2 separate regions of the Homo sapiens genome follow, and region 2 is linked to region 1. Evidence: read pairs that join two places in POLR2A ChIA-PET (ENCODE). Cell type or tissue: CD4-positive, alpha-beta T cell. All regions are shown on one strand. Links, peaks and the distances in the headings refer to the core of each region. The heading gives the core; the rest is flanking DNA.

The links. ChIA-PET counts read pairs that join two places held together with the same protein. Peaks named below come from ENCODE experiments on the same cell type or tissue, not always from the same donor. Only the 100,000 strongest peaks of a DNase experiment are listed, where the experiment ranks them.
Region 2: POLR2A ChIA-PET joins it to region 1 with 7 read pairs; 3 of 35 experiments call an interaction of 5 or more read pairs at or near these places.

Annotation. Positions count from the first base shown.
Region 1 is chr14:22,121,050-22,123,967 of GRCh38, forward strand. It overlaps TRA and TRAV26-1. Among named protein-coding and RNA genes, the nearest start is that of TRD-AS1, 360 kb to the right of the region's middle. In CD4-positive, alpha-beta T cell, for the core only: no CTCF peak of the experiment used is centred there; DNase peaks (open chromatin) are centred at 1,342 and 2,282; H3K4me3 peaks cover 1,215 bases.
Region 2 is chr14:22,525,618-22,528,535 of GRCh38, forward strand. It overlaps TRA, TRAJ18, TRAJ17 and TRAJ16. Among named protein-coding and RNA genes, the nearest start is that of LINC02332, 30 kb to the right of the region's middle. In CD4-positive, alpha-beta T cell, for the core only: no CTCF peak of the experiment used is centred there; no DNase peak of the experiment used is centred there; H3K4me3 peaks cover 2,500 bases; H3K27ac peaks cover 2,286 bases.

The DNA.
Region 1 (2,918 bases), core at 231-2,730:
AATAAGTTGAACTCATTATTTTGGTTTTTCATCAAGCAAAGGAGGAGAAAACCTTACCCATTATGATCTTAGAGATCATGTAATCTTCTAAAATGTAAGATACTCTGCGAATACTCAGTAGATTGGACAAATACATTTTTTATTCTTTAGAGCTATGCAAAATACTTAATGGTTTTTCAATACCATTAAAAAATCACCTGTTAGTGGCCTCAATTGTCTTCCAAAAAATAAAGGCGAACAAACCAAAAGCAAAAAAGGAAATTGCATTAATTACTTTTCTTCTGCCTTTGTTAATGTAACAACATGATATAGTCCTCCCTACTTTCAGTAATTGCTTGTTTCTTCTTATATTTTCGGCAGTACTGTCCTGTTAACTTACATCTTTGTGATCTGGTACAGAGTAGGCTCTTAGTGAATATTTTTTAAATGAATGGAATATTATTACTATGACTTTTACTCTATATCTTTGTAGCTTGATTTTTCACACCCGTGTTGGGGAAATTTATTGTCTATCATTGAATTTTTGCCTACAAATCTGACCCTGTGTTTACCCCATTGTAGTCTTTTGTTCAAATTCTATTCCAGAAAACTGAAAGAGTGCACAGACAATAATTTAAAGATTTGCTCAGCATAAGTTCTCTCAGTAAATTTGTCAGTTATGACTCATCTACGCATTCATGAAACAAGTAATTATTGAGTGCTTATTCTGTGCCAATATCTCTTTTTTTTTTTTTTTTTTGAGACAGAGTCTTGCTCTGTCGCCCAGGCTGGAGTGCAATGGCACAATCTCAGCTCACTGCAACCTCCGCCTCCCGGGTTCAAGCAATTCTCCTGCCTCAGCCTCCCAAGTAGCTGGGACAACAGGCACTTGCCACCATGCCCGGCTAATTTTTTGTATTTTTAGTAGAGACAGGGTTTCACCGTGTTAGCCAGGATGGTCTCAATCTCCTGACCTCATGATCCGCCCGCCTCGGCCTCCCAAAGTGCTGGGATTACAGGCGTGAGCCACCATGCCCGGCCGCCAATATCTCTTATAAACATTGAATAGTATGGGCTTTTGAACTAGCCTTTAATTATGGGAATATTAGAAACAAAAGAAAAATTAACTCCAAGTCAGCAATTGAGAATTATAATGGGAATATTATTGAAATAACAAAGTAATTTAAAAAATAGTTAAAACCTTTCTTGGAGTGTTAGAGGACTGATAAAACAAAGATGAGTACAGAGGTATTAAAACTAAGATACCTACCTTCAAACCTGATAAAAGAGTCAGAAGATTGCTGGCTGACTTTTTGCCTGATTATAGCTACACAGTTCATTCAGTCAGTCAGTCACAAGAGGGGGCTGCTTCACCTTAAAACTCAGGTTTCTTTCTTGCAGAAGGGACGCTAAGCTTATGTTTTCCACTAAAGTTCCACAGAAAACAGGAAAAAAAATGATACACTTTTATCCTCTTTAGACAAATTGTACTTTATGATCTCTTATTAAGTGTGTTATGGCTTCAAAAGTTCTGGGGCCCTTACACTGATGGACTAAGTCTTTTCAGAGCACCTCCCTTAACACTGCTTTCTCCAAGTTTCACTTCCCTAATCATCTCTTACCTCCCCTATTCCTTACACCTTTTTCTTCCTTTCCTTTACCTATTCTTACCACCGTCACCCCAAACTTCTTTGCTTTTCCTGGTCTCTTTTCTTTCCGCCTCAGTGTCCTTGGTGCACACAGTAGGCATAAGCACGGGCATAGAAATTAGGAAATGAACATGAAGGCCATGAGTTTAAGGAGGATGAGAGCCAGCACCATTTATGTCATTAGTCACTATATCAAGAACAGATATATTGAGAAATGGCTACTTAGACAACAGTCAACACATGATTCCAGGGACCTCTATAGAAAACCCGAGTTTGGGGAGACTTAGCTTTCAGTGTCAATGTTATCAATTTTTATTTTCCCCCTGAGCACATCACTTCCTACTTTTGAACTTCACTTCCGTTTTCTAGAATGTAGATGGGAATTTCCAACTCCTTACAACACAGAGCTCACTATAGGCTTCTGGGATTTAATGACACTTTCCACAAGCTCCATGGAGCAGAGGAAACTTTATTTGGTACATTGAGGAAGAAATGATGGAAGAAAAGGTCTGGATAGATACATCCTTATGATCAGTTTTCCTCATTCTGTGCCAGCCTCTTAGACTTTAAACCTCATAAATGATTTCAGTAGACACCCCCTGAGTTGAGGATGTCTGGTTGATATCCTCACCGTCTTCTCAGGAACATGACTAAACCTGGGGAGGAAGACATAGAAAAGCAACTGCTCTATCATTGGCTGACAAGATCCTGACAACAACACAATGAGAGCTGCACTCCTTGCAAGTCTTTACTAGTAGCTGTTGCTTCTGTTCTCTGGAAATTCTTTAAACCTAGAATCAGACACAAAAACTGAACTCTGGGTCCACAATCCTCATTTGTCCTTGAAGTATGAGGCTGGTGGCAAGAGTAACTGTGTTTCTGACCTTTGGTAAGTGCTCTGTGTCTACCTAGGGAGGGCTTCTGAGGACAAGGGACCCCGAAGGGTGGTTTGCCCTCTATGCTCCCTGTGCTTTATCCAGCATACTAGATATGACTGAGAACTGTTCTGTGCATTTGTCTAGGAAGTACATACATCTACATACCAGGCTAGATCATAACCATAATCCCAGAAGAGCCCTTGGCAGTATTCAGTTTTAAGAAATCTATGGGTTTACTAAATCAAGCTCCCATGGAATACAGCCTAGAGGGTCTCTGATTATTGGCATGTATCTTTGGTCTTTATAATTAACAGCAATGATATTTTTTGTGTTCTTGCAGGACATAAAAGTTTTGGAGTGTTAAGGGAGTGTTGTATCCTTGATCCATAGAATTGCATTGGTTTGAGAGTCA
Region 2 (2,918 bases), core at 125-2,624, 400 kb after region 1:
GCTGGGTTCATGTAAAGGGGACCAGCATTGTGCCGACAGAGGCTCAACCCTGGGGAGGCTATACTTTGGAAGAGGAACTCAGTTGACTGTCTGGCCTGGTGAGTGAGTCGCTTTCTATTCCAGGAAAATATTACTGTGGAGAAATTAAAAGGGGAGATGAATTAACTCCTTTAGTCTTGAAACTAAAGAGATATGTGTACTTCCCCTCCTGGAGGACCCCAGTCCCTAGGTAGATTAGGACGAGGAAGCAGAGGGAGACAAAGGCGATGGAAAGTCCCTTTTAGGAACCCAGGAATCAGAGAGAACTTGATGGTCCCCACCAAAGGCAAAGAAGGGAGGTCCCACTAAAACATGTGAGCATCCTAAAACACCTGCTCTGGTCCACCCACAATATTTGGTGAAGGACATGGCCCTCCACCCAGAATGGGCAAGCAAACTAGACCAGCTTTCTAAGGTGTGTTTTTCTTGGGTCCTGTGACTCTTGGCCGTCTCCCTGTCAGAGGCTCCATCTGTCGCTGCACTCTTTCTTATTGAGAATGGCCTCTCCGTGGTTCTCTGTAAACTTTCCCCAAGAAGCCTGTTTCCATGCTTCCTCAGCACTTAGCCTCACCGATGGATGGGCTCTAGAGTAGCTGGAGGGAGTCTGGGTCTGAAACTTTCACTGAGAAAGTAAAGTTGATCCGCAGTATCCAGTGGATATGGCAGCTGGGAGGACCTAGGACTGAAGTACTCGTCCTCTCTTTGGGGCCTTTCCTGGGCACTCGATTGAATACAGAAACCCTGTTAGCAAGTGCATGCATGTATATGAGTGTGTTCATTCAGCATTTCCATTCTGAATGTATGAATAGCCTTACTCTGAAGACTCCCTGGAGCTTACAGGGCTTTCTGTTTTCAGAGAAAATTGCCTTTGTGAGACAAAAATGGCCAAGTGGGCCCCTGAATGAGGTTATGGTTGAGAGCTATTAATATTATCCTTATTCACAGAGCAAGATCCGAATTCCCAAAGCAGAGTAGACAATAACTATGTGAAGGGCTTAGACCCAAATATGTGCCCACTTGCAAGCATTCCAGCTCTATGAAGAGGATACAGTGCTAGGAGATAGGATTACCCTGCACATTGCAAACCCTCCACTTTTCCAAGACCATAGAAAATGTCCTTTGTTGAGCACCAACTGAGTGTTATTTTCTTGGTCCCTGTGGTTTTTGCTGGGCCTTAAATCATTGTGTGATCAAAGCTGCAGGCAACAAGCTAACTTTTGGAGGAGGAACCAGGGTGCTAGTTAAACCAAGTGAGTACTGGGGCTTGACCCACAATTGAGCCTTGTCATCAATTTGCAATTCAATGTGCCGTATTGGCCCAAATTAATGTCTCAAACTTGTCTTTAAAATGTTTCATGTTGCTCTTATGCATAAACATGCACTTATGTACAAATTCAGCATGGATAAAGGATATTGTCATCTTGACATTTTCTAGAATCTATTTTCTTAAGAGAAGGCACATAGTAAAAGGTACTTTTCTTATTTCTTCACATTTCTTAACTGATTTTCCCAAGAGGCAGAGGAACTTGGACGTGGCGTTTCTGTCTATTCAGAGTAGTTGATTTGAATATGGTTACAATAGCAGAGCAAGGACTTACAATTTCTAAGGTTCAAAATATTGCTGTCTGTACCAGCCTGCAGCCTCTATAACCATTATTCTGATTTATTTCCTCTGGCCCTCATTTTTCCCAATTAATGTAACTGAAATATTGGTAACCATTATCTTCCGGTTCACAGAAAGTGTGTGAGGATTAAAAAGTCGCTGCTCTGAAAAGGAATTGAGCTGGAGGGTTTTCTTTTGGGGGATTATTGTTTTGTTGATGGTATTGTCTCTTTCATTGAGGGAGAGAATAAGAAAGGAGGCATACTTGAAAGGCAAGGTAATATGATCAATACATGAACGTGTGCAAAATAAATCATTAAGGCATTCAACTAGAAGCCAAAAAACAGTATGGACCCCGGCTCAGCCACTCACTCACTAGGCAGCCATGAGAAGATCACCAAGCTCTCCCAGCCTCAGTTAACCTAAAATGTGGAGATTATTATTCCAGCCTTGACTACTTCAAAGGATGCTATGAAATTCAGATGAGATAATATATGTGAAATCTCCTTGAAAAAGATGGGTGGTCAAATGATTCATGATTTTTTTTTTTTTTTTTTTTTTTTTTTGAGACGGAGTCTCGCTCTGTCGCCCAGGCTGGAGTGCAGTGGCGGGATCTCGGCTCACTGCAAGCTCCGCCTCCCGGGTTCACGCCATTCTCCTGCCTCAGCCTCCCAAGTAGCTGGGACCACAGGCGCCCGCCACTACGCCCGGCTAATTTTTTGTATTTTTAGTAGAGACGAGGTTTCACCGTTTTAGCCGGGATGGTCTCGATCTCCTGACCTCGTGATCCGCCCGCCTCGGCCTCCCAAAGTGCTGGGATTACAGGCGTGAGCCACCGCGCCCGGCCTCATGATTTTTAATAGTTAGATTTTATGCAAAATTTCATTTGAGGGTAAACTTAAAGGTGAACAAGTTTAATGGACTTTGGCCATGGCAGAGAAATGGTTAGGTTTGGATATAAGGTGGACCTCTCTAATTATAAGAAAAAAAAGGAACATGAGAATTGGTGAACAAGACCTTCCCTGGAGATCTTCAGAAACCTGAGGTCACTCAGGAGAGAAATGTGTGAAGTTGAGAGCTTACAGTAAATGGTCTCTGAAGTTTCCCACCATTCCAAAGAGTGCGTGAGCTTAAAATTTTTCGTGAGTTTAGCTAAATATGTGCTTAGTGTTAGATTAGGTTTCAACCAAGCAAAAGAACCCTGGGAGAAGTACTCTGCTTGGAAATGAAGCATCCTTTGGTTTTTGTGGTACAATAGATCACTGTGGGTTTTCAG